2 separate regions of the Homo sapiens genome follow, and region 2 is linked to region 1. Evidence: chromatin loops called from intact Hi-C (ENCODE). Cell type or tissue: PC-3. All regions are shown on one strand. Links, peaks and the distances in the headings refer to the core of each region. The heading gives the core; the rest is flanking DNA. Region 1 has its middle 20 kb from the start of NFKBIZ. Region 2 has its middle 130 kb from the start of RDUR.

Evidence for each region. Hi-C counts contacts between places; a loop is a spot of excess contacts. Peaks named below come from ENCODE experiments on the same cell type or tissue, not always from the same donor. Only the 100,000 strongest peaks of a DNase experiment are listed, where the experiment ranks them.
Region 2: a loop joins it to region 1, with 2.3 times the contacts of the local background. A loop is called at or near these places in 7 of 110 quality-filtered maps.

The regions. Positions count from the first base shown.
Region 1 is chr3:101,861,322-101,877,869 of GRCh38, forward strand. No RefSeq gene overlaps it. Among named protein-coding and RNA genes, the nearest start is that of NFKBIZ, 20 kb to the left of the region's middle. In PC-3, for the core only: no CTCF peak of the experiment used is centred there; DNase peaks (open chromatin) are centred at 8,980 and 12,510; H3K27ac peaks cover 3,656 bases.
Region 2 is chr3:102,060,354-102,076,901 of GRCh38, forward strand. No RefSeq gene overlaps it. Among named protein-coding and RNA genes, the nearest start is that of RDUR, 130 kb to the left of the region's middle. In PC-3, for the core only: no CTCF peak of the experiment used is centred there; a DNase peak (open chromatin) is centred at 9,218; H3K27ac peaks cover 2,265 bases.

The DNA.
Region 1 (16,548 bases), core at 4,782-12,781:
ATAACAGTTTGGAGATTACCAGGATCATCCTTAGAGAGATGTAAACCTGGGAAAGGTTCTTCCCTTTGCCAGCAAGCCATTTTGACGTGTGAGAACAAACACATCAATATCTGTCAGTATGTTGTTACAATTATTGCACATATATTCTAGTTCTTACAGCTGTTTTGAGAATCTGGTGAAAGCTATGAATCCTTTCCCTGGAAAATGCAAATATATGTATACACACAAATGCTGTGTGCAATATTTGGGGCTTCACAACCTTTAGAAGACCATGACTCACAAGAATCCACTTTAGTTTCATTTCTGCACATACTTTTCTTCTTTCGTATAACAAAATCTTGGGTAATTTGCTTTGCAAATGCAACTTGTTAACCAGAACAGCAGAAATGATGTACTCCCACTGAACATAGCCCTACAGTGAGCTTTACCCAAGTGAGCTTCTATGTTCTCTCTTAATCCCAAATTCTCTCATAGTTGAACCAGTATCTAGCAAGTATGTTTGTGTGTGCGTGTGTGTGTGTGCAAAGATGTAAATAATTTGAGGCTAAGACATATAAGACATTTCTTAGCCTTAAGATGTTTACGTGAGAGACATGGCATGTACTTTATTAGGTAAACTATGTTAAATAGCATTTAAAAAGAGATTCAGAAGGGACATTTCTTTCTGACTGGGGAGGATTCAAGGTAGAGCATTTGAACTGTATCTTCTGAATAGTTGATTTGGATGTTCATATAAAGGGAGGAGAGGCAGATGAAAGAAACAAACAGCATGAACCAAAGCATAGGCGTCTGTGGGAATAGCAGGTGATTTTAATATAGTTAGTTAGACTCTGGAAGTGGCCAATAAGGTTCATCTTGTGTTCCACCTCTGACTGGTAATATTTTTGAGTATCAAGTTGAGAAAGATCCTCAGGCTCGTAGGGGCTTCAGGAGAAGGTTGCTGGATTGAACCTTCAGGAGAGGTTGCTGTGATTGGTGCGTGATATCTGCCACAGGAATATGGGAAATGGCTCTTGATTGAATACATCTTAAAGCCTCACAGAAGCCAAGACTGTGTGCTCATTGCTGCAACTTCAGTGCCTAGCACAGTGCCTGGCACATGGAAATAGTTCATAAAATATTGGTTGAATGAACGAATATATGCCAATCCTGGTTAGAGTCACTGGTTTTGTTGGGGGAGGTGATGTTTTGAGCCAGAGTTATACTATTAATTACTAATGAATTATTGGCTATCATGGTTCTGAATTTAATTCTGCCACATGATTTCACAGTGACATGGATGATATGTTAATGAAAATGGGCATGGGCATAGTTGGACTCATTAAGGAAAAAAATCAGGCAGTCTGTCTTTGCAAAGGACTGTTAGTGCTGTAGTTTGATATTGACTAAGGAATCCCTACAAGAGTCAGAGACCAAATCTTCCAGCTCAATTTGTTAGTCAAATCAGTAACATTTAATATCCTTTCTATATTTTTACTTAATCAGGACAGGAAAATTTCCTCAAATGTCTCTGACTTTTAACAAATGTCAACTTAAACATACGACCACTAACTTCCATTTTCTGATAACCTCAGTTGTTCTGTATTGAATACGACCTCAGAGAGAAATCAGCTTCAGTCACTGGCTAAGTTTGTGATGGTTCCTCTGAGATCAGGCCTGGGTACAAGGTTTGAGATTACTTGTAACCATGCTACTAGGTTTTGGCTATACCTGCTGGTGCCCTGGATTAATCCTTGAGAGAAGGGGAGACACTGCCTTATTAGTCATCAGAGGCCCTGCACCTAGCACAGTATCTGACACATTGTAGACATTCAATAAATAGTTCCTAAGTTGAATTTAATTTCAACACTTTGTAAAAATTTTTTTTCTTGGCATATTTTATTCTTCAGTGTATAAATATTTTTATTATCTACATACAGTTTATGACTTAATCCAGTACTTTTATGCTTCAAGCCTTTGGAGTCTGTGCAGACCCAGAAACATTGCATGGGTGGCACATTTCTAGGAGGGGTAAGATTGGTTGTTTTTGTTTGTGTGTGTGTTTGTTTTTTTTGAGACGGAGTCTCGCTCTGTCGCCCAGGCTGGAGTCAGTGGCAAGATCTTGGCCCACTGCGGCCTCCACCTCCCAGGTTCAAGCAATTCTTGTGCCTCAGCCTCCTGAGTAGCTGAAATTACAGGCACGCACCACCACACCTGGCTAATGTTTTTGTATTTTTAATAGAGATGGGGTTTCACCATGTTGGCCAGGCTGGTCTCGAACTTCTGGTCTCAACTGATCTGCCCACCTCAGCCTCCCAAAGTGCTGGGATTACAGGCATGAGCCATCACGCCCAGCTGATTGTAGATTCCTCTCAAAATGTGTCTTGCTTTTTCCTTTGTACTCCTTGTCCTCTGGCCTGTTGTCCCTGCTCTCTCCATCACACCATTCCCCTTGCCTGTCAGCTCAAGAGGGTTTGGGGGTGAGATAGTGCAGCTGCTGAGTGCCCTAGGTTCAAAGTTTCAGTCTTTGGTCGACATTAGTATCTTATGTGAAGCTTGTTAAACATGCAAATACTTAGGCCCCACCCCAGGTTTCCTGAATCAGAATCTCCAGGATTTTCAGGGCTTCTGGCAGATTATATGTGGTGATTCTAATGCAGTTTTAGTCTAAATTAATTAGGAAATGCAGACTTTGGAGAGTAGCTGTGGTTGGGCAGTAGCCATATGGTGGTAACAGAATGGGTTTCTGGAATGCGTATGGGGATGAAGTGGCAACTGATGAAGATGTGCAGTGTGCCAGGCACGTTGGATCCTATGGTATAGAAACTAGCTTTGAAGATACAATCATGAGTCACCTTATTTTTTTTTCCTGCTTTCAGAAATCACTTTTCTAAGGTGATTCTGGTGTTTAAGTTTCTCAAGTATATTAGTTTCCTAGGACTGTCTAACAAATAACCACAAACTTGGTGGCTTAACTCGGAGAAATTCATTTTGTCATAGTTCTGGAGGCCAGAATTCTGAAACCAAGGTGTTGGCAGAACCATGTGCCCTCCAAAGGCTCTAGGTGGAATTCATGCCTTCTATTCCAGCTTCTAGTGACTCCAGGTGTTCCCTGCCTTGTGGCAATATAACTCCAGTGTCTGCTCCATCTCCACATGGCCTTCTCCTCCCTGTGCCTCCTCTCTGTATATCTCTTACAAGGACTCTTACCACTGAATTTAGGGGCCACCTGAGTAATCCAGGATGACCTCATCTCAATTTTATTTATTTATTTATTTTTGAGGGGGAGTGTGCAATGGTGCCATCTTGGCTCACTACAACCTCCACCTCCTGGATTCAAGTAGCCTCCCGAGTAGCTGGGATTACAGGCATGCACCACCACACCTGGCTACACACCTGGCTAATTTTGTATTTTTAATAGGGACGGGGTTTCACCATGTTGGTCAGGCTGGTCTCGAACTCCTGGCCTCAGATTATCCGCCCACTTTGGCCTCCCAAAGTGCTGGGATTACAGGTGTAAGCCACGGCACCTGACCTTTTTTTTTTTTTTTTTTTTTTGAGACGGAGTCTAACTCTGTCACCGAGGCTGGAGTACAGTGGCACGATCTCAGTTCACTGCAACCTCTGCCTCCCAGGTTCAAGCAATCCTCCTGCCTCAGCCTCCCAAGTTGCTGGGATTACAAGCGTGCTCCACCATGTCCAGCTAATTTTTGTATTTTTAGTAAAGACGAGGTTTCATCATTTTGGCCATGACGGTCTCGAACTCCTGACCTCAAGTGATCTGTCTGCCTCGGCCTCCCAAAGTTCTGGGATTATAGGCATGAGCCACCACGCCCGGCCTCAGTATTCTAAATTGTACAAAGACTTTTTTTCCAAATGAGGTCACATTCACAGGTTCTGAGGATTAGGATGTGGACATATCTTTGGGCAGCCTTAACTTAAAACTTACTACACCAGGAAAGAGGATTTATAATAATTTCTGTTATCATTATTTCTCTTAAAAAATGAGTAAGATTAATATTTCCTTTTTTAAAAAATCATTTTATCATGGTAAGAACATTCTATTTTCTTACGAAATTGTAAAGTGTACAATAATAGGGACAATGTTGTACAATAGATCTCTAGAACTTATGAATATTTCTTTCTGAGCAATCCTATAGCCTGTCTTCAGAATCTATGGTATCTTTTACATATTATTATTGATCTAATGTATGGTAAAATATCTCTATTTCATTTATTAGCTATAATACTAAACATTGACCAGGCAACTCATTTACCATTGATAAACTTTAAGAGAAACAAAAATATTTATTGAGCTGTAACTCAAAAATTATGATAATGATTAAAAGAGCTTTAAGTATCCTAAACTTCCAACAAAGCTTTTATAATTGTCTCTTGTCATTTTGCTCCCTGGTACACATGTGAATGAATCTGCTGCTCTTCACCTTGGATCACACTACCTAGAGCTGTGTGAGAAGCAACATGATCCCAAATCAAATTAAAATCCTATGCTTTACGGCATCTGATCTTGGAATGATAACAGTAGAGGAGTTAGTCACTGAAAACTGCAAATGTTTAAAAGTCAAGGGTCAAATCCAGTTTCATACAATAACAATTGATTCCACTTTGCTAAAACTCAATTGAAATAGACTGTTTTAACTCTAGATATTATCTTTTTAAGTGATAGGATTCTGGCTTTTGCTCCAGAAATAAAGATTTCAGCAGCTCTGGGAACTTGGTAGTTGGATCCAGCATGTGTTTACCTGTTGGATCAGCATAGTTCCTGTAGGCTTGACAATCGGGACAAATTTCAGATTGTGAAACAACACTAGATTCCTTAGCTTAATTGATCTGGGGTTTAAGTTTCAAATTACTATTTATTTTTATTAACTCAATTCATGGTATCTTAATTCACATGGCCTGCTCTCCCTATTTGCAGCCAAACATCTCTCAGGTAGTACTTTAATTTCAAGTGATTGTGTAAGACTGTAGGGTACTTCCTGATTGGCCTTCGTGGAAGCCCCAGGTGTCGACTGGTCTGGAGGCGAACTGCTATTTTCTTCCAGCACTCTAGGGTTAGTTTTGGTGTTTGCCTCAGTGGGAGTGTGTCCAGTGAGAGTCTGCTTTTCTGAATTGGTGCCAGAGGTGTTTTTTTTTTTACATTAGATATCATTTTTCTTTTGTCTTTAAAAAAGGTATCCTTTTCTTTTTGCTCCCAAGAAGTATTCCTTCCAGAATATTTTAAAATTTTCAAAAAATTCTCCTTTTTAGGCTCTCACAGATATGGAAGAATTGGTCGTCTTCAGGATAGCAATTTTGTCTGGTGTAACTTCTTACACCAGGAAATTCAAAATATATCATTTGGGATATATTTGAATATATCCCAATATATATTTTGAAAAATATATCAAAGGAAAATTCAAAATATATCATTTGGGAAAACAAGTAAGCATTTGGATGGTGCCTCTACTCAAAATATTCCTGGAAAATTTTTTTAAAGATAAATTTTTAGCCAGGTGTGGTGGCACATGCCTGTAGTGTCTGCTACTTGGAGGCTGAGGTGGGAGGACTGTTTGGGCCTCCAGTGTTCCGGGCTGCAGTGAGCCATCCATGATCCTGCCAATGTGGTGTAATAAGAAGATGTATAGACAGAAGTTTAATTTACACAGGTTATTAATTTCTATACACATTCTAATCATACAGGCTAATGAGGTACGTCATTTAAAGTGCAGGATTTATAGACAGCTGACAAGTTTTTCTTTTATGACATTATTCTATTTCCCTATCTATATAAATCAATCAGTTTTGTTTCTTCCCTCAGCTAAAGTTATATCAAATTTGTTATCAAGGTCAAAATGTCTATTAATCAGTTAATAGGGTAGCTAAAAAAAGTCTGTTAATTTTTTTTTTTTCTATTTTCTCCGCCACCACCCACATCTAGGTTTTCAAGGCTTTATTCTTGGATTACCACAATAGACAGGAACCTGACTTTTTATTACGGAAACATTCAAACACACATACAAGTAGGCAGAATAGTATATTGAACACATACATCTATCATGAAACTTCATCAATTATAAACATTTTGCCATTTTTGTTTCCTCTTGCCCCCATATTTTGTTCTAGAATAAGTTAAAGCCCACTCCAAGCATTATAGATTGTCAGTAAGAGTCGCTAACAGATAAGTAACTTGTGTCCCCAGTAAATAGCTTTCTAATTATTCTTCCTCCAATCTTCCTGCTTTTCTTACCAATCCCAAAATTTCCACTACTTGGCATACTGTTAAAGAAACAGAGAAAGTTTTTCAAAGGCTCAATGCTGCCTGTTGAATCAGATGCAAACTCTTGTCCTGGTTTACAAAGCTATGTTGACCTTAGCTTGACCCTGCCTGTCTAATCTCATCTCATTTTTCCCCAGTGGGCTATCAGGTGGGTCTCTTCACTGTATCAGCTGATGCTCTGTTTATTCCTGTCTCTTGTCAAGTCCTCACCTCCCCAAATTCTGTGCATCCTAGAAAGCCCTGCTTGGGTGCCACTTTCTCTATTAAGCTTTTTCCAGCTCTTACTGACTGCTCCTTTCCCTGACCTCCTGGGATTAAAACACAATTCCTCTAACTTTCATATCTGGTATTTTCTGTCATATTCCAGACTTAATTATTGCAATCAGGAAAGTGAGCTCTGAATCTGAATTTTCTCTTCCTTGCTTCCTTTTTTCCTTTCTTCCAACCCTTCTCTCTCCTCTCTCCTTCCTTCCTTCCTTCTCTTTCTTTCCTTTCTTTCTGCTCCCCTGTCCCCCTCCCCCTCCCCTTCTTCCCTCCCTCTCCCCTCCCCTCTCTTTGTCACACTCTATCATCCAGGCTGGAGTGCAGTGCATGATCATAGCTCACTGCAGCTTTGACCTCCCGGGGTCAAGTGATTCTCCCTCCTCAGCCTCCTGAGTAGCTGGGACTACAGGTGCACACTACCATGCCCGGCTAATTTATTCTTGTTGTAAAGATGGGGGTCTCACTATATTGCCCAGGCCAGACTCCTGGCCTCAACCAATGCTCCCTTTTCAGCCTCCCAAAGTGCTGAGATTACAGGTGTGTGCCACTGCAGCATTTACTTTTTAAATACAACTTTAAAATGTCTGGGTGAGTGGTATTTTTGAGGACACGAAGAAGGTGAGTGGTGCTGGATAGAATCTAGCATTGGAATCGTAGGCAGAATTCTAAGATGGTCCTAGGGCTATCTTTGCCTCAGATGTTACTCCTGTGATTCTGTTAGGTTACATTGCAAAAGTGATTTTGCAAAGGTAAATAAAGTAATTATTAACCAGCTGACCTTAAGATAGGGAAACTACTCATCTAATCACACGGGCCCTTTAAAAGCGGAGTGTTTTCTTTGGCTGGAGGCAGAAGAGGAAATCTTAGAGATTCCAAGCCTGAGAAGGACTCAACCCACAATTACTGGCTTTGAGGATGGAGCAAGGGGGCAATGAGCCAAGGAATACAGGTATTTTGTAAATATCCAAACAGAAAATGGAATCTCAGGCCTACATCCACAGGGAATTGACTTCTGCCAACAACCTGATTAAGCTTAGAAGCAGATTCTTGCTCAGAGCCTCCAGATAAGAGCCCAGCCCTGCTGACACCTTGAGTTTGGCGTTGTGTTACTTCATGCAGAGTCAAGCCAACCCCGCCCAGACTCTGACCTGCTGAACTGTGAGATAACACATGGGTGGTGTTCTGAGCTGCTAAATTTAGGGGTAATTTGTTACACAGCAATAGAAAGTTAATACAATATATAACACAGGGTTTGAGCTTATAGTGCAATTTTATGCATTTCCTGCTATTTTAATTAAGGCTCCAAATCAGCAAGAGAGGTTTTCCAATAAATGGGGGCACTGGTCTTAGGATGTGTGGTCATTACACAGGCTAGCAGTGTCTTTAGTTTATGATATCTCACTTTTGTCCAGCACTTCCCCATTCCAGATGGGAAAATTTCTTTTTTTCTTTTTCTTTTTTTTTTTTTTTTTGAGACGGCGTCTCGCCCTGTCACTCAGGCTGGAGTGCAGTGACATGATCGCGGCTCACTGCAACCTCCACATCCTGGGTTCAAGCAATTCTTCTGCCTCAGCCTCCCTAGTAGCCGGAACCACACGTGCATGCCACCATGCCCGGCTAATTTTTGTAGTTTTTAGTAGAGATGGTGTTTCATCAAGTTGGCCAGGCTGATCTTGAACTCCTGACCTCGTGATCCACCTGCCTTGGCCTCCCAAAGTGCTGGGATTACAGGCATGAGCCACCGTGCCCGGCCTGGAAAATTTCAAGGAAAGGAAAGTGTAGCTTCCCTATTGCCAGTGTTTTCAAAAGAATCTATAAAAGGGTCCTGGAGCAGGAGAAGGTGATTAGGACAGCATATCTGACCAGTAGTAGCATCAGCTTACTGTGTTGCCAGACTCTAGCCATTTACCTCTACTGTGAGAGGGGGGCATATTTTGTAGGGCAGCGGTCTCCAACCTTTTTGGCCCAGGGACCAGTTTCATGGAAGACAGTTTTTCCATGGATGGGCTGTGGGTGGGTGGATGATTTCAGGATGAAACTGTTCCACCTCAGATCATCAGGCATTAGATTCACATAAGGAGGACACAACCTAGATTCCTTGCATGCACAGTTCACAATAGGGTTCACGGTTCTGTGAGAATCTAATGCCAGAGGCTGATCTGACAGGAGGCAGAGGTCAGGCGGTAATGCTGGCTCGCCCATCGCTGGTACCGGTTCATGGCGCTGGAGTTGGGGAACCCTGCTGTAGGGAAAGAACCCCTTAGCTCTGCAGCAGCCACGATTTCAGATGGTACAACTTGTTTAAAATAAATAGACACACTCACTTCAGAGACTGGTCAAGAAATAGTTGCCGAGAGCTCTTGGAACCAAGATGAGAACTTACATTACAGTTTCTTCTGCAGCCTAGGATCACAGATGACGGGCAGGGGCTTTATTAGTTTAACCGGCATCTATTTCTCCAGTCGTGCACACAGAAATGAATGAATGATTAGACATTCATTTGGGGTGCCTTTGTGTGATTCATAAATAACTTGTTCCTTATAAAATTTATTGCTGAATGACTCATTAAAGAATTATGATGAAGATAATAAGGCTCCTAATTTAAAGGGTTATGCAAGTGTTCTTTTAAAAATCAACTTTGCGAGGTGTAATTAATGCATAAATTTTAAGTGTACAGTTTAACAAATGTATACACCTATGTAACCACCACCCAGTCAAGATACAGAACATTTTTGACATCCCAGAAATTTCCTTCATGCCCCTTTGCAGTCAATCTCTCCTTCCACACAGCTATTGATCTGATTTCTATTATATTATTGTAGATTAGTTTTTGCCTCTTCAAAAACGTCGTATAAATAGAATCATACAGTCTGTACTATTTTCTTATTTTCTGGGTTTCTTTCACTCAGCATGATTTTTTTTTTTTTTTTTTTTTTTGAGACGGAGTCTCGCTCTGTCGCCCAGGCTGGAGTTCAGTGGCGCGATCTCGGCTCACAGCAAGCTCCGCGTCCCGGGTTCACGCCATTTTTCTGCCTCAGCCTCCCGAGTAGCTGGGACTGCAGGCGCCGGCCACCATGCCTGCCTAATTTTTTTTTTTTTTTGTATTTTTAGTAGAGACGGGTTTCACCCTGTTAGCTAGGATGGTCTCTATCTCCTGACCTCGTGATCCACCTGCCTTGGCCTCCCAAAGTGCTGGGATTACAGGCATGAGCTACCGCGCCCGGCCTCTGCATGATATTTTTGAGATTAATCCACATTGGTGCATTGATCACTAAAGTATATTTCTATTGCTGAGTAGAATTCCATTGCACTAATAACACAATTTGTTAACCATTCACATATTAGTGGGCATTTCGATTGTTTCCAGTTTGGGACTATTATTGAATAAAGTTGATATGAACAGTATTTGTGTGGACATATGTTCTCATTTAATTTTAAATTCTTAGGAGTGAAGTACCTGGTTCATATAAGTGTATGTTTAGCCTTAAAAGAAATGGCCAAACTCTGTTTTAAAGTGGTTGTGTCATTTTTCTCTTCTAATAGCAATGCGGGAGAGATTTCTCAATCTTCCCTCAAACTTGGTATTGCCAGTCTTTTTAATAGTAGCCCTTCTAATGCATGTGTAGTATTATCTTATAGATTTAATTTCCGGGGTGACTAATGACGTTGAGCATCTCTTCTTGTGCTTACTTACCATTCATATATCTTGTTAGTGAAGCATCTGTTCAAGCTTTTGTCTGTTAAAATAATTAGCCCCTTATTGAGTTGTAACAGTTTTTTAAAATATATATTCTAGATATAAATGTATTTCAGATATATGTATTATAAGAATTTCTCCCAGTCAGTGGCTTGCCTTTTTATCACTTCTTAAAAAATTATTTTGCCCCATTTTCATTTTCTTCTTCTGGGTCTCTAATTATACTTATTTATACCATTGTCTATTGTCCTGAAGGTCTCTGAGGATCTGTTTATTTTTCTTGAATCTATTTTCTCTCCATCCATTAGCCTGAATATTTTCTATTGGCCTGTTTTCCTGTGTTCAACTTCACTGCCTTTCTTCTACCATCTCTGATCTACTGTGATTTCTTTTTGTCATTGAACTTTTCAGTTTCAGTATTTCTATACAGCTCTTTTTTATAGATTTCATTTCTGTGCTGAGATTTTCTATCTTTTCACTCATTAAACCAGTACTTTGATTCTTTGAACATATATCATTTAATTCTTTGAGCCACATTTATAGGTGCTGCTTTTGAAGTCCTTCCTTATGTCTCAGGCCTGTAATCCCAGCACTTTGGGAGGCTGAGGCAGGCAGATCACCTGAGGTCAGGAGTTCAAGACCAGCCTGAGCAACATAGAGAAACCCTGTCTCTACTAAAAATACAAAATTAGCCTGGCGTGGTGGCAAATGCCTGTAATCCCAGCTACTCGGGAAGCTGAGGCAGGAGAATCACTTGAACCTGGGAGGCGGAGGTTGTGGTGAGCCAAGATTGCGCCATTGTACTCCAGCCTAGGCAATAAGAGCGAAACTTGGTCTCAAAAAAAAAAAAAAATAAAATAAATAAAATAAAATAAAAAAATCAAAGTCCTTTCTTGTCTTCTAAACCCAAGATCTCAGTAATGTTGAGACTGGTATTTTCTCTTTGACTGTGGGTCATGTGGATCATGTTTGCCTGGTTTTTGTTTAATTTCTACCAATTTTTAAATTGTATGCTGGACATTGTTGGTAATACATTGTGTAGACTTTAGGCTCTGGATTTTGTTTTCTTCTTTTGAGAAGTGTTACCCTGTCTTCTATTAGGCAGTTTCATTACCTGCAAATTACCTTGCATTTCTGTAGGCTAGTTTTCGTGCTTTGCTAGGGTACATCTCCGGAAAACTCAATATATTTCCCAAGTTCTTCTATCTTGGCACATTTCGACCTCCAATTCTGCAGATATTTTAAAGGCTTGGTTTTGGCCGGGCACAGTGGCTCATGCCTGTAATCCTAGCACTTTGGGAGGCTGAGGTGGGCGGATCACCTGAGGTCCATGACCAGCCTGGCCAACATGGTGAAATCCTGTCTCTACTAAAAATACAAAAATTAGCCAGGTGTGGTGGTGGGCGCCTGTAATCCCAGCTACTTGGCAGGCTGAGGCAGGATAATTGCCTGAACCTGGGTGGCAGGGGTTGTAGTGAGCCGAGATACCACCATTGCACTCCAGCCTGGGCAAAAGAGTGAGACTCCATCACATAAAAAAAAAAAAAAAAAAAAAAAAAAGACTTGTTTTTTAATTTTGTTAGTGTGGGCCTGGAGTGGACCTTACTCTAAAGCATGGTTCTAATCTCTTCTGGTATCTCAGATGCTTGGTGTGTTAATAAATTAATAATAAGATCTTGTCACTTTGGATTGGCCAAAACTTCAATGTTCTTCAGCACTGTTTAATGTCTACAATTGCTGTTCTGTACTTGTCTCTGCACTAACACTTCTCTATACTTACTATAAGACCCGGGTAGTCTTGACATGGGCACGTGCACCTTAGCCCTGAGTCAAGAATTCATAGAGAATCTTCCATACAACTTCTGGGACCCACCTTCTCACCACCCCCAAAACACCTTTCGTTTTGGTGCCTTGCTCTACAGATTCTTCTGAACTCTTATCTCTGCCTTGTCAGCTCAGCAGAACTACTGTGCTCAGATTGGATTCTAGCTTGCTATGCTGTGGTTGGAAAATTGTACCCTTGCAGAGATCCAGGATAATCATGGGCCTCACCTAATGAATTTCTCCTCTCTCAGAGATCACAGTGTTTAATTTCCTGTTGTCCAATGCTGAAAAACAATTGCCTCATATATTATTTTCCATTTCATTGTTTATGGGTGGAGAGCTAGTCCTATACCAGTTGTTTCATCATAGTTGGAAGTGAAAGTTTGCAAGATGTGTTCTTAAAGATTAAATTATGTAAACAGAAACGGATTTACCAAAGAGGGGGCCCAAAGATTCTGTTTGGGCTGAAAAAGCATTTATAATAGTCATGAGTCCCATCCTATGACTCAGACACTGACTCCATTCATAGGAAGTTAGTATAGTGGAGTAGAGTGTAGTTTCTCTGCGTTATTTCTAAAAATTGAGTCTAACAGCCATCTCCCCTCTCTAGGAAACAAAAAGAAGGTTTCTAAAAATAATAGTAGTAATAATAACTTACTATTATTATATACTTAATGTTCTAGGTTCTGTCTCTAAGGCTTTATATTTATTAACCAATTCTTTATAATAAATCAATTACCAATTAACTACTAGTTAGTACCTGAACATGATTAATTACTAATTAAAAATTCTATTTACAGACCAGCCTGGGCAACGTAGCGAGATCCTGTTTTTACAAAAAATAAGCACATTAACCAGGCATGGTTGTGCATGCCTGTAGTCCCAGCTACTTGGAAGGCTGAGGTGGGATGATTGCTTGAGCCCAAAAGTTTGAGGCTGCAATGAACTATGATTGTGCCACTGTGCCCCAGCCTGGGTGACAGAGTGAAACCCTGTCTCTAAAAAAGAAAAGAAATGTTATATAGCATAAAGGATTCTAGAAACTCAAATTATATTAACCTGCATCGTAAATTTGTGAGGGAATTTGTGAGCACATGTGGGTATGTGAGAACTCCTACCTCGGGGTCTTTCCGAATGTTCTTTCCCTTGAGCACAACCTCTTCCCTGTCAATCAACTGAAATGTATAATTCAGAATTTAGCTTCAATATTACTACTTCCAGGAAGTTTGTTACATGCTTTCATAACATGTATTTTTTTAAATCACAATTGTAATTGAATTTACATAAATATTTATTTAATGGATGTCTTTTCCACTAGACTGTAGGCTCCATGAAACCCATTTCCTACCATGTATCCAGCACCTAGCACAGTTTTTGACATGGCGTATGTGTTCAGTAAGTATTTGTTAAATAAATGAAGGAATGTCAAAGAGTGAGTAGGCCTCCTGTCTCAGATTCCTATGAACTTGATTTATTATTGAGGATTGTCTATTTTTTGCCTTTCTCTCCTATTTAAAAAAATTACATACAGTAAAATGTATTCTTTTTGGTGTATAGGTCTATGAGTTTTTACAAAAATCTAGAGTCATGTCACCACAATCAAGATATAGAACAGTTTCATGTCCCTCCGCTCCCCACCAAAAAATTCCCTCTCGATAACTTTTGTAGTCAAACCCCCAACCTTCAACTGCCGGCAACCATAGAGAATTGTTTATTTTACATTACCTTGGACTCTTCTTTTCTTTTCCATCCTGCTTGGCCTGTATTTCAGCTATCTTACTGCTCAGTAACACTTCTAAATATCAGAGATGTGAAATCGAATTTAGACTGCTGTCTTAGCATTTATGCCCTACGTGGAATCATTTGAACAAATAATTTGACTACTTGGAAGAATCAGAAGAGGGACACTAGGTCAGCTGAGCTTTGGTGAATGGCCTGTTATTTCTACTCTGAATTATATCTACTCGGAACAGCTCTAACATCTGTACACATCTCTATTTCAGTATTCCTGCCTTAATTCAGGCTTTATGATCCTGTCCAGATCATTGCAATGGTCTCTATCCTGGTTTTTCCGTGCCTCTAATATCTCTTTTCTTATATTCAGTATCAGCTCTAAGACTTTTAAAGTTCTTCACTGGTGTCCCATTGAGCCTTACTTAGCACCTAGCATATCATTTACAGCTTCTCATGAGGAGTTGCTTTTTTAGAATCATCCTCATTAGGTCTTATCGCTTGCAGTCTGTGATGTTCCAGTTGTCCCAAATTATTTCATTTTTCCAAAGGTGCCATGTATTTCACGACTGAGGCTTTTGTTCATGCTTCCCTGAAAGTTTCTATTCACTTTATCCGCCAGTGAACACCTACTCATTATTGAAGACTTGACACAGGCTATCTCCTGCTTTCTTTCCAAAGACCACTTGAATATTCCCTCTTTTGTTCCCACAGTTACCTGTCCATCCACCTGCTATAACACCCATAATTCCTTATTGCTAACCTATGTTCACATATTTGTCTCCTACCTACAAGAATCAAAGCTCTTTGGGGTAAGTCTGTCTATTCATCTTTGAATCCCCAGTGCCTAGAACAGTAACTGCTGTATAGTAAGTATGTGATCAATAAACATTTGCTGAATGCATCAATGAATACAGTTCTTACTGCATTTTTAGCTGAACACTTTAATAATTTTCATAAGCTTATTTTAAATGTGTATCTTTTTGGTGTTTTAGAAAATATTTGATCAAGGACTCTCCCATTTTCATGAGACACTGACGATCCTATTTTTCATGGCCACATGAAGTTCTCTCCAGCTTTCGGTCAGACACTATGCATTTACCTTTGTGTGACCTGGTCAGCTGGCACTACTTCAACTGGGCTTACCCGTGGCTGTCTGCTTGCGTATAGAAACTCAACTTGCAACTGTGGAAGTGAAAAAGGGAAAAACATGCGATGCTGAAAATGAATATGAATTTCCCATTAGTTGCTAACTGTCTTTGAACTTCCTCTCCATCGAGGCTCAGAGTATAAAGAGTAAACTCGGGCCTCGCCTGGCTACAGGACACACTGTGATTCAGATCTTTATCTGTTGTGGTCAGTGCCATTTTGAACTCTCACCCTAGGGATCTTAGTCCCAAGCTTTTTGTGTTCATCGTATTTACCATGGAAATGGAGATTTAGTTCTTCCTTGTGAAAGTGAAGATATTACATTCTGTAAATATATTCTGCCTTTAATCTTTTTTGTTGACATAAAAAAGAGTATTCTGCCCAACTAGTTTTGTCATTTTATTGCAAGCCCCCCCCCCGCACCAACCCCGAAAACAAACTAATGCTGACATAGGATATGATTCTTATTGATGAAGTAACCACATTTGTGACCAGCCGGCTCTTGGTTGGCCAGGAGTGAGGGCAGGTGGGGAAGGGAGGAAATTGTCTATATCTTCATCTCATCTGGCCAGGCATAGGGTCTGAGTTGGAATCTGCCCCTTGTTGAATGCTCACAAGTATGAGCTTGGAGCTCTCTGGAAAGGAAACTGCCATCTCTTAGGGCAATTAGATAGTCTGGGAGAGATCCAAGTTGTGAAGAAAATGTTTAGTGCCTTAGCACCATGAATTACACCATGATTTTGAATGATTGTACCACCAATTTAGGCTGAAGCAATATTTCTCTAATTTGCATTTTTATTAGGATCAACTAGGAAGCTTGTTAAAACAGATATCCCTGGTTTCTACAGGAAATTCTGTAGATTCTGGTTCAGCAGACTTGGAGTGAACTCTGGGAAAGTATGTTTTTAACAATTTCCCGAGGTGATCCTGTTGCACGAAGACAGAAAACTGTCTTTTTTTCTAGGATTGTTGGAGATGAGCAGGGCAATGTGATCATTATGAAAGGAGCCCTTAGTGTTCTGAATTTATTGATATCCCAATGTACTTTTGTAAAAACAGGTTCTACAAACTGGGGCTTTCTGATCCAAACCTCATCTATTTTCAATATCTGAAAGTCCAGTTGATCTTGTGGAAAATACCCATGAGCAGAAAGCAAAGGTGGCACCCGAGAAGGAGTTGCAGTCTTGTTCAGTGAAATTTAAGGGTAGATTTTTCAACTTATTCCTGACGTTTCTCCTCAGGCTGTAGACTATGGAGTGAGTTGAGTTAGCATCATGGCACCCTCCTGCTATGACTCATATAATTGTTATAAGGGTAGTGCCAACCTAAAGTTTGGGCATATTTGACATGGTGGTAGTACAAATAGAGTGGAGGCAGAGCCGGGATAAAAGATGCACAGCTACTTGAAGAAATGAGTGGATATATTGATATGCTGTCTCTGACCCTGCTTTCTGCTGTGAGTTGAATTCCAAAAAGTTGGTTCAGTCCTCCAGGTTTGGTGCAGGTCTCCAAAAGGTAGATTTGGTCTCAATGTTTGTAGCATTTTTCTGTTGTATAAGCTCTGGAATTAGGGGTGTCCAGGGAAAGGGCAAGGGAATGGAATGGTGAAACTTGAGGATTTTTC
Region 2 (16,548 bases), core at 4,475-12,474, 200 kb after region 1:
AAAAAAAAAAAAAAAGTACATGAGATTATTTAGGTGAATAATGTAAAACAAAAAATTGAATGTTTGTATAATTATACCTATTATCTCAAATATGTGTACTCACTGGCAGATGGATTTAGAGAAATAGAGTTTATAAATGAATTTGGAGAAATAAAAATTGAGCTTAAACTCACGGGTTGTTTTATGTAAAGTGATTAGATTGTAAACATAAATATAAAAAATAAAGTCTTCAGAGGAGATGGGGGAGGTAGGCAGCTTCAGTGCAGAATAAGGCTGCTGACTCTCCGTCCTTATACACTACTTAGACTGTTAGTACTCTTCAGTAAAGTGTATTTATCTTTATTACTTTTCAAATAGAACAAGTTTACCTTTTATTATGAAAATAATGTATTATTATTATTTTAATTCAAAGAGTACAGGAACACTTAAAAGAGAAAGTACAACTAACCATGAATCTTACCATCTATGGTGATTCATATTTTAAATATCAGAAAAAAGGCACCTATGCCTCATCTTCCTCATTAATATGGCCTATTCACTATGTGCTGAGAAGACTAAGGAAGAAGCAGATAAGGCGAGAGCCCTTGATTATTAGCCTTGAAAGCCCACCAGAATAGGAGGGAATATTCCCAGGTTGCTGTGTACTTGGTCACTGATGACTCATCTCTGTCCCAAAGGCCATGTGCAGCTCTGTCAGCTCTATGAACAGCCCTACCACTGGATTTCAGAATGAAAGATTAGAAAGCCACCTTTGTGTGCCTTCTTTGTAAGCAAACTTATATATTTACATTGTGGAAAAGTGGTGCCAAGTTTAATGAGTTAAATTCCTCTGTTTAGTAAAGATAGTGACATATAAGAATATACTTTTTTTCCTCCAAGGGGCTCAATGAATGTGTAAAGTAAGTTTTTTGGGGGGCAGGGGATAATATTTAAAATATAGACCATCACAGCTGGTAGAATTTTACTTTCTCCTTTAAATATTACTGTACTGTTTGATTTTTTAAAAATGAGTGCATTATTTTTACAATGAAAGGTAAATTTGTCCTGTTTGAAAAAAATGCACCGAGTCAATATTTTTATTTTTCCTAAATTGACCCTTATAAATATTAATAGATCAGATCACATAAAATTAAAAATCTCTGTGACAACCTTCCCCAACCCAATAAACAATGTTTAAAGATTGATGACAAACTGGGACTATCAATTATTATTTAAAATACATAAAATAATTTATAAATCACAAAGAATATAATGAAAAAAGGTCCAGAGATATTAATAGACACAAAAATTTGAATTGGCCATAGACATGAAAAAAAGCAAAACTTATTTGTGGTTACATAAATGCAAATTAAAAGCAATTAGCTACTAGTTTTTATCTTTTAGAGTGGGAAATATTAATTACTCTTAGTCATTGTTGGCTATAAAGACTATAGGCGTTCTCATACATGTTTGTGAGAATTTCAATTGGTGCAACTTATTTAAAGGAAATATCTATTTAAGTTTTAAATGGGAATATCCTTTGACCCTCATATTGTACTTCTAAGGTATTTCCAACAATGTAACTGTAAAATTTTACACAGGTTTTATGATTAGATGGCTTATGGTAGAATTGCTTTGTTACATGGCCATTGAACATGGCATTGGGAGTTAGAAAATTGAATGCCTCTGGGGTCCAGATTTAAGGAAGACTAGAAAGTGGTGGGGCATTATGAGAACTTGAAGCCCACAGGCTGTGCTATCTCAGCTCAGTGTATTGCCCTACACCCTTCAGTTTTCAAGATAAGGCCTTTTACATAATCTTTCCACATTTAAAAATGTGGGCCCTTTAGTCTAAACTTTTAAAATACCATCTAGACCACCACAGTATCTAGATTTTGGCCAACTTTTTCAATCCTTGGTGTATATCTATCTTCTCATATATTTTTACTTCTAAAATGTGTGCAAAAATGGGCACAGAAGGGTGAAAATAACATATATATATAATGTTTAAAAAATAATAAAAGAAATTCCAGTCATGTTACTACTACTCACCTTGACAAATAGAACATTAACCAAACTTTTGTGTCTTACTACAATTATATTTGATTTGTTTCTCTTAAGAGGTAATCACTCCCTTTAATTTTGCTTTTATGTCTTGTTTTTCTTTATATTGTTAGCAATGATATCTCTACATTGGATTTTGCTTAGTTTTTACTGGTATTAAACTTGTAAAAAGAAATCAGGCTGTAATGTATTCTGAGACTTTTTGAGATTCATCCATGTTTTTGTCTAAATAGTTTATACTTTTAGATTTAGTATAATGTGCTAAAGTTTAATATGCATGCCATATTAAATTATTTTAGAGCATTAAGAAAAAGGGTGTTTGTGGGGGCGCTGTCAGCCCAGCTGGTTTTCTGTCCCCTATACTGCTTTTGCCATGGTAGGGTCACTGGGCTAAGGTGAGGGCACAGGCCCTGTGCTGCGAGCCCTTCAGAAGCATGTTGGTGATTGGTCCTGGGATGAGTGGCATCCTTTCTGATGATCGGGCTATGAGGTACTGCTACTGTCTCTTCAGAGACCCCCATAATGCTGCTTGCCTGCCACCAAGGCCACCCATCCCTCCTTAACCCCAAACTCTGGGTTCTCTTCCCTGCAGCAGGGACACTGGGGCTTCCCTCCTGTTCCACTTAACTCCTTCATGTTTGGCCACAGCAGGAGATGTGACAATAGCGCAGGGAATTTCACTTCTAAATTCCTATCACGTCAAATCTAAATCCAAAAACGAGTACCCCAACCCAGACTGATTGAGTGGTCAGTCTCCATCTGCAGGAACATGTGGGTGCCTCATTGGAGGGGACTCAGAAGGCAGGCCCTCCTCCTGGGCTGTCTTTTTTCCCTCCACCCCTCAGATACCCCTTATCCCAGAGTATCAGTACCTCTGGCCCTGTCCAGGGGTGTCAAATAGGGCACACTTGACTCCGCTGGATGGAGCCAGAGGGACTGAGCAAGTGAAGGGTATCATCATCCACTGGCTAGAAAAATCATGTACAAAGATAAAACAGCAATGACTTGCAGACCAGGTCTGCACTGTCCATCCCGGATCACCAAGCTTCGTCCTGGATGCTTTCCTGTCTTTCCAAGCCCTGACGTCTAATCTATCTCCAAGTCATGTTTGTTCTTCCTTCAATATTGGCTTGGAACTATTCCCTTCCCTCTTCCTTGCCTCCATCATCTCATTCAGATACCATCTCAGGCTGAGAATACCTTTGTTTCTTCCACATATAACCATGGGGCCACGACTGCACAGTGGGGACACCTGAAACACAGAGGTGAGCAAACCCGGCAGGCCTTCTCCCTCTCAGTGCTGGATTTTACTGCAGCAGCCTCCTGCCTGGACTGGGGCCTCTACGCCCACACCACCGTCTCCCTGCCTTTGCCAGAAGGCTCTGACAGTGCCTCCCTGCCTGGACCTTTCACGGCCGCTGGGATGAAGCCTGGGCACCATAGACCGCCCATCCTCCATGTCCCCCACCTTCCTAGCCCCGGCCTACAAGCAGCCTTGCTCACCTCACTTGCCACCTGTCCCTTCCAGTGTGCCTATGTGCCTTGGTCCCTGCTGTTCTCTCTGCATGGCACTCTTCCACTCAGGTTTCAGCTGAAATGGCACCTCCTCAGAGATGCCTCCCTTTTTGCACCATGTCCTCTACCCTGCCTTGTCCTTATTTCTGGCCACACTGCTTGCCTGCCCCACCCTCCTACCCTCACCAAACACACCACCAGTGGTTCTGAGTTGCCTCCAGCCTGGATGTTCCTCCTCTGCATCCAACTGCCCTGGGCATGGAGACACCCATCCATGTTTTAAAGATTCATCCTTATTGATATGGATACCTGTAAATACTTCATTGTTTGAGCATACCATGCACTATTTATTCATACAGAGACCTGTGCTTTCTGACACAAAAAATGGCAAAGGAGACAACAAAGCAACATATGTAGAATTATTCCTCTTTCGTAAAAAGTGGATGTATATGCATACTTTTGTTTTGAGACAGGGATCTTTCTATGATGCCCAGGCTGGATTCAAACTCTTGGGCTCAAGCAATCCCCCTGTCTCAGCCTTCTCAGTAGTTGGAACTGCATCCAGGTGCTGCCTAACATACATGTTTTATATACATACCTACACACCCGCTTTGGAAGGCTGTGACACTGCAGATCTCCTGCTCCGCAATAGTGTGATTAAACCTAATCTGAAATCAAATATCTTGGCCTTGAAAGAGTCAGATGCTTTCTCAAAACATTTGCTAACTCTTGGGATTAATTTCCTTTTGCTCCTCCCTGCCTTCATATTTCTACCTTTTGATGTGCTACCTCACTCATGTTCAATGCCAAGAAATTCAAAATGCGCATCAATTCTTGTACCCAAACATTTCATGAATTTAGTAATTTTATTAAAGTGACCCGAGAGACTCATGGGGAAAAGGTCCCATTTTCAAACACACCCCCTCTACCACCGTTACTGGCTTCACACCCATCCTATTCTTAAAAACTTCACTCATTACTCTGGGCAACAGAAAATTTATTTTCACTGCCCCACACAGAATAAGTCTGCTCGGTTCAGGATCTCTCAGTGTTTTATCTTTTACCTTAAGATTTATCAAATATTTTACTTCCTCATGTATAATACTTTAGAGAAATTTTGATAGATAAAAGTATCTACCCTTTTTACACAACACAATGAATGATGGGACTATAGGTGATTAAAAAAATCTTTATTATACATTTCTGTAATGGAACAATAAAAAACGTGTTTCACATTTATAATTGTAATCTCTCACAACTTCTGTTTGTGAAAAAAATTTATAATTAGAAAAGATAACACATTTATATTTTAGAAAAAATGCTATGAAGGGGGTTTAAAAGAGGCCTAGAAATTGATGTCAGTGGCTTTCAAGCTGTTTTGAACATCATCCTCAATAAGAAATATATATATATAACTACCTAGTAAATTCAACCAAATGAAAGTTTCACGAAAGAGAATTCATTCTTATTATGTGACATCGTGACCCATGAAATCAATTTCACAGTCTACTAATGGATCTTTACCTGTATTCTGAAAACACTGGTCTATTGGTTTCACTTGTCAACCTGATCCTGAAAACTAAGAATAAATTAGTCCAACCATTTATTTCTTATTATTCATATAATAAAAATAAATGTATTTTTTATTCTCTTCTTTGGTTATTGTGATCTCATAGAGACACAACCTCATGAAGAAATGACGTCTAAGTGTCCCCCTGTACTCTTTTTTTTTGTTAGCAAGTAGTATTTTTAAGATGTTTTGTTCTGATTTCATCTGTGTGAAGTCACAATAACAGTGTCATTTAAGTTTTTTAGTTTCTGGGAGAGGCTTTTGTGTTTGGAAAGGACTATTTATCTGTGGTTACCTGGGTCTTAAGTTAGTATTTATTTTATTAAAGTTGACATTTACAAAACATTTTTCTTAAGCTATTAAGTTTAGCCTTCAAATTTGTATTCTATTTATAAATTAAATAAATTTTCTATAAATAAAATAATTATTTCTACATGTTCTTTGATTACAGATTAATTATACACTTGACCCCATTAAAATGTCAGTAAGTTGAATTCCTTTAAACATTAAAAAAGATACGTATAGAACATAAGTACCTTGATTTTCTCAAACACTTCAAATGTCTCTCATGGTATCATCTTTCTGAGTTCTTAAGCAACTGTTGTATATCTGATAAAAAGATTCATAACTCAAGGAAATCAGGTTCTCAACTTTCAAATGCATTCAGAAACAAATCAAATGATTTTATACTTTTAAAATTAAAACATCAAATCAGATATCAATCATACATTTCAAATTGAAATAAAAAGGAATCCTAGAATAGACTGCAATGCAAATTCAAGACTGGGTCACAGAATGATTCTTTAGTAATCACAGGTGAACAGGCTGAGTTGAATCAGGCAGTATCTGCTGTATCAATACCTTAAACTTTTTAACTGGCATTTGGTTTTGTAACCAATTACATTATGTGTGGCCTGTGTCTATCTCAAGTTTCTTTTTCATCTCCAAACTTTCATTGTAAATTCTTTCAATATTTTAAACTCCTTTTATTGGAAAATTTTAAACAAATACAAAAGGAGACAGAAAGGCATAATGAGCAGAATAGACTCATTAACTAGATTTTATAATTATTACTTCATAACCAATATTTTTAAAAACTGTACTTCCACCCATTTCCTTCTACCCTGTTTAATATTAAGAAGCAAATCCCAGACACTATGTCATTTTACAGCCCACTTAGGTCATTCACATGTCTTTAGAAGGAGGTAAGGCCTTAAAACTAAAAAGACTCACAATGCCGTTATCTCATCTAAGATTAATAACAATTTTTTTAATATCATGGACTATTTAGACAGGGTTCAGGTTTCAAATTGTCTTACATGAATCATTATTATTTCTTAGTTTGTCTAAGTCTGTATTTAAAGAAGATTTTTGTGATTGGTTGATATTCTTCTTAAGTCTCTTAACCTGTCAGTTTGCTTCTTAATTTCTTATTTTTTTCCTTGACATTTATTTGTTGAAGAAAGTGGGTCACTTGTTCTATAGAGTTTCCCAGTGTAGACTGTGCTGAATTGATCTCCATGGTGACATGATGTCATTTAATATATTTTTCTATAAATTGATTGTTTAATCCAGAGGCAAACTCAAATGTGATGTGTGTGAGTGTGTGTGTGCGTGTGTGTATGTGTTTGAGTGAGATTACAGCAAGCAAGACAAATTCCTTAGTGGAGTACCCCATCAAAAGTAATATCTGGTTGTCTCTTCAACCTTTTTGAAATCACTTTACTTGGGTAAATCAAATTGGGTACCCCCTGTCCAGGTTGCAGTTAATTTTTTTATTTTTTTTGCCGTGTGACTAGAGTTATTTGAATTCTGCTCTCCTCTTTCCTCTTTGTAACATTTTCCTTTCTGTGGGAGTAGCACTAATTGAATCCCTCTCCCCTGTTTTATATTTTATTTTATGTCTCATGGGCCACAGTTACAGTATTGATGAAAATCTACCAAGTAAGTTGAGCTTCTTTCTGTGTCAGCAGAGATGAGCCTAGTGCTCCAAGTAATCGTTGTACAGGCCATATATCTGAAGCAGGGGGGTAAATCCTCTTGAAAATAGGTAAGTTTTAACCTAATATGTAGAAAAAGTGGATGACTTTTAGGGTTCTTGGGAACTCCAACTCTCCAAACAACCCCCTCCTTGACTTAAAATTCCAAAAAGAATTTCTTCACTTCTTTGACCTAGGCTTGAGTCTCTTTTATAATATATTTAACTTATCAGTACTTTATTACATCTTAATGTGAATAAATCTTTCTGTTATTTCCTGGGATGTGACTTTGAAAGGGGAGGTTAGAGATCTTGCTAGGAGCTGGTCCTTATGGTGAAGGCTGAGAAGGAAAGTCCGATCTGGGCTTAAGGTATATACTCAGGAGTCACATGCTGGGGAGATTAAATTAAGTCTGGGGCAGGCCAAGAGGGGGAAGAAGGGAGGTGATGTGATGCTTTGGATTCACCTGGATCATGATCTAAAATTTTAGATTATTCTTGAACCCAACCAGTCTCTCCCAGGTTTATTATCTTTGGATCTTGAATGATAATTTTTTTTTGACTATCAACATAATACTCTACTCCGTTAGCAGTTAAGCAAAAACTCACCTGCCTTGGGTAAATTTATATCTCCATTATTGCTGAAAAATACTAATAGTTGAATGAAGTGTTCATTTTGGTTGGCAAAGCTGTAGAATAACAATAGCTGGAATGCACAGTGCCAAGATCAGCAACCCAGTACACTACTGACTTCAAAATCAAGGGCACTGTAATTGAATTCTAAAATGTAACAGTTGAAAGTAATTTTTTTTCTGTTTATTTGACAAAACCTGTTCCTAGAGAATAAATAGATACTGACATAAATACTTAAATGGCTGTTATTTGTGAAGGAAACTGTACTTAAAAGTAGTTTTTTCTTTAGCTTTCAGACAAGCCAAACCCAGTTTATCAAGATTTGTCATTGAGGTGGTAATAGAATATATCACCAGGGTTTTTATATTTCCATTGTTCCCCTTGCAGACAGCAACTTTGCAGAAAGCAATTATGTTGAAGTGACTCATATGCCATCAAAATTATTCCTGTTGAAGGTAATTTCAGCAATAAAACAGTTTGTACTTTCCCTCCTTAGACACTGTTAGCATGAGGCATTTAAAAAAAATCTGTAGAGACCCATCTCTCTAATCCAATACGACTAATGTCCTTATGGAAGAAATGGCATCTGAAGAGGCAGAGACACATACAGAGAAAAGGCAATGTGAGGACACAGAGAGAACATCATCTACCAGCCAAGGAGTGTCTGAGACCACCGGAGGCTAGGAAAGAGGCATGGAACAGATGATCCCTCACAGCCCTCAGAAAGAACCAAGCCTGCTGACACCTTGGTCTTGGACTTCTAGCCTTCAGAACTGCAAGGCAATAAATTTCTGTTGTTTAAGCCACCCACAACATTTCTGTTGTGGTACTTTGTTACGGCAGCCCTAGCAAAATGATACAGTTGGGAAATCCAGTGAAAAAGAAATGCATTCTTTGAAAACAGAGTGAGCAAGAGAGAGAGAGAGCAGTTGGGGTAAAACAATGGCAGATGGATGTCAAAGTTTTTCAATAAAAAAAGATGACTTTTCATTAATAAAGACTATAGTCTGAGACCCTCTTGAGTCTCCAGATCTTTTTCCCTTCAATTCTTCCTAATGTCTTCTCTAACTCTCTCCAACTTCCTTTCTTGGCGGCATGCATGTTTTATTCTTTAAAACACACTGAATTCCTACCATGAGCCAGTCACTGTGCTGGCCACGGAGGCATGAATGGCCCCAGCCCTCATGGAGTGCCCAGTCCAGAGTGAGTAACAGTCATGCAATCTGGATATCAAGGACAGAGTGGTAAGGGCTGTGGTGGAGTAACTACAAGGGAAGCTAAGACTACTCTTAGGAGGGACACCTAATCTGATTTTTGTTTGTCATATAGAGCTTCCTGGAGGAATTGACTCCTAGATTTGTGGAGACCTAAAATGAGTGGAGAAAAGTGTTCCACACAGGGTGAACAGCACATGAAGTCTGGAAATGAAATTCATGACTGTGTCTTAGACTGTGAGTTAGGAAACAGTGAGAGATGAGTCAGAAAAGGTGGGCAGAATCCAGGCTGTATGATCTTTGAAGCCATAAATACATCTTTTGACTTATTCAAAAGCATACTGGAGCAGTGAAGGGACTCATGCTGAAAAGAGCAGCGAGATTTGTGCTTGGACTGGTCATTCCATTTACCTGAAGATGGCAAGTTGAACACAGGCAGAAATCTCCCCTTCCACTCTATCATATGGAGTTGATATCAGTATATTAAAATTGTATTACTAAATACATCTTATGCTTGAAAATAAGAAAAGGGAAATACAAATCAGAAATCCAGAAGCTTGCCAAAAAGTGAGGGGAGAGGAAGTAGACAGGAATCCATGATAGTAATAAGGGCCTAAATCCATTGGGCTTTTAGGGGACTGGGATTGTGGAACTGGAGCCTTTCAATATTTGGAAGCAGGGCTGACACCATTCTATCTGCCCATGGCTGGGGGCTGAAAGGGGCTACCTGTTCTCAGCAGGGTCCAGAGTTCCTCTGCCACACAGAAACAAAGTACCACAACAGAAATTTTGTGGGTGGCTTAAACAACAGAAATTTATTGCCTTGCAGTTCTGAAGGCTAGAAGTCCAAGACCAAGGTGTCAGCAGGGTTAGTTCTTTCTGAGGACTGTGAGGGATCATCTATTCCATGCCTCTTTCCTAGCCTCTGGTGGTCTCAGACACTCCTTGGCTGGTAGATGATGTTCTTTCTGTGTCCTCACACTGCTTTTCCTCTGTGTGTGTCTCTGCCTCTTCAGATGCCATTTCTTCCATAAGGACACTAGTCATCTTGGATTAGAGAGACTGGTCTCTACCGATTTTTTTTAAATGCCTCATGCTAAGAGTGTCTAAGGAGGGAAAGTACAAACTGTCTGGAAATAAGGCAATCCTTTGTTTACCTGGTCTAAGCCTGGTCTGGAGCTCTCCCTGATACAGAGCTGGGGATGAGGCAACTGAAGGAACATATATCAGGAGACTGTCACAACCCAGAATGCATGTAGGAGAAACCTGTGAAAGATGAGTGTAAGATAATTAGAAAGTATTTGAGGAAGAGCAACATCATTAAAGATAGACAACAAACAGCATGAATGGGATAACTGATACTTGAGCAGTTATAGCTAATGCAGGAATAAAGAAAGAACTTTAAAATAAATATATGATTATCCAAGAGACAAAGTAGGAAATGGCAACTGTAAAATAAGCTGGAGAACAAATTACCAAACTTGAAGATCAACCTAAAGAAGTCTCTCAGAATGCAGCACGAAGAAATAGAGAAGACAAATAGCAAAGAAAGGTTAAGAGATCATGAGAATGGATTCAGAAGATTCAGTATACATTTGATGAAATACGTAGGAGAGAATTTTGAATGGCCAATATATGAATGAGAATTTTCCAGAAGGAAGTATAGATATGAATCTTTGAGTTGAAAAAAATCCCATGAAGTAATAAAGAGGCAAAAAATATGTATATAGATATTATGCTCAAACTTTGGAACATTAGATACAATAAGAGCACCCCTAAATTCTGTCAGAGATATGATATTGATCAGCAGTCCCCAACATTTTTGTCATCAGGGACAGGTTTCATGGAAGACAATTTTTCCATGGATGGGGGAGGGGTTGGTTTCGGGATGATTCAAGTGCATTAACATTTATTATACTTTATTTCTATTATTACATTGTAATATATAATGAAATAATTATACAACTCACTATAATTAGAATCAGTGGGAGCCCTGAGCTTGTTTTCCTGCAACTAGATGGTCCCATCTGGGGGTGATGGGAGACAGTGACAGATCTTCAGGCATTAGATTCTCATAAGGAGTGTGCAACTTGGATCACTCACATACACAGTTCACAATAGGATTTGTGCTCCTATGAGAATCTATTGACTCCACTGATTGGACAGGAGGCAGAGCTCAGGTGGTAAGGTAAGCACTGGGGAGCAGCTATAAATAAAGATGAGGCTTTGCTGGCTCACCTGCTACTCGCCTCCTGCTGTGTGCCCTGGTTCCTACAGGTCTGTGGCCTGGGGGTTGGGGACCCCAATACAAAGTAAAAGAATAAACATTAAAATAATGTCATGTTTTCTATTAACAATATTAGATGCCATAAACAACAGGACAATATCTAAAAAACTCAGAGAATAATATCCTTTAATACAGAAATATTTATTATTCTAAATTATGCATCAGAAATTAGGGTTAAAGATCTTTGGCTGGGCATGGTGGCTCATGCCTGTAATTCCAGCACTTCTGGAGGCTGAGGTGGGCAGATCAAGAGGTCAGTTGGAGACCAGCCTGGGCAACATGGTGAAACCTCATCTCTACTAAAAATACAAAAGTTAGCCGGGTGTGGTGGTGCATGCCTGTAATCCCAGCAAAGGGCTAATATCCAGAATCTACAATGAACTCAAACAAATTTACAAGAAAAAAACAAACAACCCCATCAAAAAGTGGGCGAAGGACATGAACAGATACTTCTCAGAAGAAGACATTTATGCAGCCAAAAAACACATGAAAAAAATGCTAACCATCACTGGCCATCAGAGAAATGCAAATCAAAACCACAATGAGATACCATCTCACACCAGTTAGAATGGCAATCATTAAAAAGTCAGGAAACAACAGGTGCTGGAGAGGATGTGGAGAAATAGGAACACTTTTACACTGTTGGTGGGACTGTAAACTAGTTCAACCATTGTGGAAGTCAGTGTGGCGATTCCTCAGGGATCTAGAACTAGAAATACCATTTGACCCAGCCATCCCATTACTGGGTATATACCCAAAGGACTATAAATCTTGCTGCTATAAAGACACATGCACACGTATGTTTATTGCAGCACTATTCACAATAGCAAAGACTTGGAACCAAGCCAAATGTCCAACAATGATAGACTGGATTAAGCAAATGTGGCACATATACACCATGGAATACTATGCAGCCATAAAAAATGATGAGTTCATGTCCTTTTGTGGGACATGGATGAAATTGGAAATCATCATTCTCAGTAAACTATCGCAAGAACAAAAAACCAGACACCGCATATTCTCACTCATAGGTGGGAATTGAACAATGAGAACACATGGACACAGGAAGGGGAACATCACACTCTGGGGACTGTTGTGGGGTGGGGGAAGGGGGGAGGGATAGCATTGGGAGATATACCTAATGCTAGATGACGAGTTAGCAGGTGCAGTGCACCAGCCTGGCACATGTATACATATGTAACTAACCTGCACCTTGTGCACATGTACCCTAAAACTTAGAGTATAATAATAATAAATAAATGAATTAAAAAAAAGAAAATAAAAAAAATCTTTTCAGATTATAAGAACAACTGGAATTTGTCATGCATACACCCTTGATGAAAGAACTTCTAAAGTATATACTCCAGCAAGAAATAATGATAAGCAAAGAAGTTGTTAAAACACATTCATGAATTAAAATATTTATTGATTTAAAAAAACAATAGGAGAAAGATGGATTTAGTAACAAGCTGGGACCAAAATTTCATTAAATATATAACCATCCTTTTCAAGATATTCAACAAAAATATATATAATAAAGTAACCTAGATTAATATAACAGAATTTATCAAAAGAGAAAGAAGAGAAAGAGAAAGCATAGTAAGGAGAAAATACAAAATAATTTATTAGAAACAAGCATACATGTGACAGTAATCACAGTAAATGTGGACAGGTTGATTGCCCCTGTGAGAGTAGGGACCTTCTTTCTTGGTCATATCTGTATGCTTGCCATCAAGTTTTTCGAATAAGATATTTGTTTTATGAGATCTTTTAAAAAAGATACTATGAGATCTTTTAGGCTGGGCATGGTGGCTCACACCTGTAATCCCAGCGCTTTGGGAGACTGAGGCCGGCGGATCACGAGGTCAGGAGATCGAGACCATCCTGGCTAACAGGGTGAAACCCCGTCTCTACTAAAGATACAAAAAATGAGCTGGGCATGGTGGCAGGTGCCTGTAGTCCCAGCCACTCAGGAGGCTGAGGCAGGAGAATGGCGTGAACCCCGGAAGCGGAGCTTGCAGTGAGACGAGATCGTGCCACTGCACTCCAGCCTGGGTGACAGAGCGAGACTCCGTCTCAAAAAAAAAAAAAAAACAAAAAACCATGAAATCTTTTAAAAAAGATCTTTAAAAAAATCTAGCTATATTATGGTGAAAAGAGAGTCACTTTAAAATATCCCCGAGAGTTTGAAAACCCAGGGAAGAAGAAAGATATATGCCAGGCAATTACTGACAGCAACAGCAAGTATCTAGCATAGCAAGATTAGAATTACGAGTAACAAAATTCAGGGCAAAATGCGTTAAAAGAAACAGGTTGACATTTCATACTGATAAAAGGAACAATGTGCTTTTATGCATTTTAAATATGGCCTTAACTTATAAAAAATCTGATAAAACTATATTTAGAAATAAAAAATCATGGTGGAAGACAAATGTGATACACTACCCTTAACATGAGAAAAACCCACAAACACCCAGTTTAAACCATGAGCACAGGACTTGCACAGACATTTCTCCAAAGAAGATAGACAAATGGCTGATGAAGCATATGAAAAGATACTCAACATCACCAATCATGAGGGAAGTGCAAATCAAAACCAAAATGAGAGCAACCTAAATATCTATAAATGGATCAATGGATAAAGAAAGTCTCACATATACATGCAATGGACTATTATTCAGCCTTTAAAAATGATGGAAATTCTGATACATGCTACAACATGGATGAATCTTGAGGACATTATGCTAAGTGAAATAAGCCAGTCACAAGTGGCATGGTTGTAGACTGAAACACACACTTAAAAATGGTTAAGATGTTACTTTTATGTTATGTGTATTTTATCACAATTGAAATACAAATAAGGATACTCCCCTTGATGTATTTTGGAGAATGGTTTAATGGGGACAAACACAGGTTGGATAGACACCAGCTGGAAAATTTTTCTGTGAATCAAGAAAGATATAACAGTGACTTTAATTCATGTAGTGTAAGTGGGACTGAAGTCAAAGGGAGGGATTGAGAAATAACTAGAAGGTAGGAACAAGAGTACTCAGTGAATGACTAGATGTGAGTGCAAAGGGAGAGAGAAGCCACTTTCAATGCTTGGTTTCAGGATTGGACAACTGTGTGAATGTTGGAGCCATTTTCTGAGACAATACACCCAGGAAGAGGAGCAAGATCTGGCGGACAAGATGAGGAGTTTAGCTTAGACTAAGACGAGTTTGAGATGTCTCTGAAATGTCTAAGGGTCCAAAATCTCTTTCTTCACCCTCTTCATTTTCTCTTTATTTCTTCCACTAAAATGCCCACTGGCTTTCTTTCTATGCACACTTTCACAGATAAACACAATTTTGTTGACTTTAGGAGTGTTCCCACATCACTGCAGCATAGATCTTAGTGGGTAGATCCTGGGATTACTCAAATATGTACTTGTCTTAAACAGGATTTATTTCCCTAAGTTCAAAGAATGCTTAATGCAGTGGAACAGATTGTGTTTCCAGTGGACACAAGAATCCCAGATGCAGAACACTAACAAGAAGCTTGCATAAGCACAAGGCCAAGTTCATTTCATTCTCATTTGCTATAATGCAACTCTTCTACAATTTCACTGATGGTGTAGATAAGACAATTCACAGCTGTCACTGAGACTGGGACCTGCCAGCTGTTGTCTTTTGCTCTGATTTCTTTCCTGCAGATAAAATGTTTTGTAGAAATAACATAATGGGTCCCCAAGTTTGGTTTGTTTATATTTTGTCATCTGTTGTGATGCCAACAGAGCATATTCAGGACATAATACTTAATGTAGAATGGTGGTGAATCAGTCATGTTCTGATGTTGTCCATTTGGTAGCAGTCATTGAGGAAGATGCTTTTCCCACACAAGTGTGAATATAATAATAAAAACAAAGACCCTACATTCAGGTGAACTAGGTGCAATCCTGGCTGGTTATGTGATTCTGAGTAGGTTTAACCAGCCTGAATCTCAGTTTCTTTATCTTTAATTAAAACGATGGGAAAAGCCCCTGGTTTATAGTTATTTTATAGATTAAAGGAGATATATGTGAAGGTATCTATTATAGTACTTAACATATTGCAGGCATTAACAAATATTAATTTCTTTTCCCTTGTAAACTGTTCTATGATTAATACCACATTTTCCCAGGCCATCCCAACCTGAAGGTAAAAAGGGGACCACAACAGCAGCATAAATGTCCGCAGCCTCTTGCATGGGGCCTTATAAGTTCCGTTCAAAGCAATTCTCCCAAATTTGTAGAGTGCCCAGGATTGTCTCACACACGCTGATAAGCACAGCATTCTTCGCTCACACACAGAGCTTGCCTTCTTTGTCTTTGCCTTGACTGTTCATGACCCTTTGCTGGGACTGGGATTGCTAATCCTGGTAAGGCCAATGCAAAGATGTCAAGAACCTTTTGATGACTTTGGGAAGTTGGGAAATTCCCTCCTACCACTGATAGCTTCCACCTCCTGCCACTTAGGCTAGATGTTTTATAGAGCCAGTGCCATTCTCTGGGCCAATCCACAGTGTGCCAAAACCACTTTGTTTCCTTCCCTGATGTGTCAAGATCTATTTTCTGTCTTTATATTAACATTAATTGTTTTAGTTTGTATTTTCAGCCACTTTCTTCTTGGGGACCTAATTATGAGTTCTTAGGGCCTGGGCCAGAGGAAAATTTGACTAACGGATATCACACCAAAAACCTGCTCTCCCTCCTAACACTGAAGCTTTATTAGAAGGCCAAGCTTTTATGTGAATGCCTGTCTTCTCTGAGGATAAGTGATTTTACAAGAGTTATTTTCAATTCCTCATGCCAGTCACCCTCCCTCCTCCCAGTCCCCTTAGGGCCACCTCAGCAGTCTTCCAGATGTTCTAAGGTAAATACTCCTGTGTTCTAGTTGAGAATCCTGCCACAGTTTCTCATGTAGGAGGATTTTTAGAGACTCTTTTTGTTTTTTTAAAGAAGACTTTTCCTCTAAAGAGTAGGAGGAAGACTGGGAAAAAAACATGAAATAATTATTACTTTTTTTTTTAAATTTTAGGGGCACAAATGGTTTTTGCTTAAATGGATGAATTGTATAGTGGCGAAGTCTGGGATTTTAGTGCACCTGTCACCTGAATAGTGTCCATTGTACCCAGTGTACCCAGTAGGTGGTTTTTCATCCCTCACCCCACCTCCCACTCTCCCCACTTCTAAGTCTTCAAGGTTCATCATACTACTCTGTATGCCTTTGCATACCCATAGCTTAGCTCCCACTTACAAATGAGAACATGTGGTATTTGGTTTTCTGTT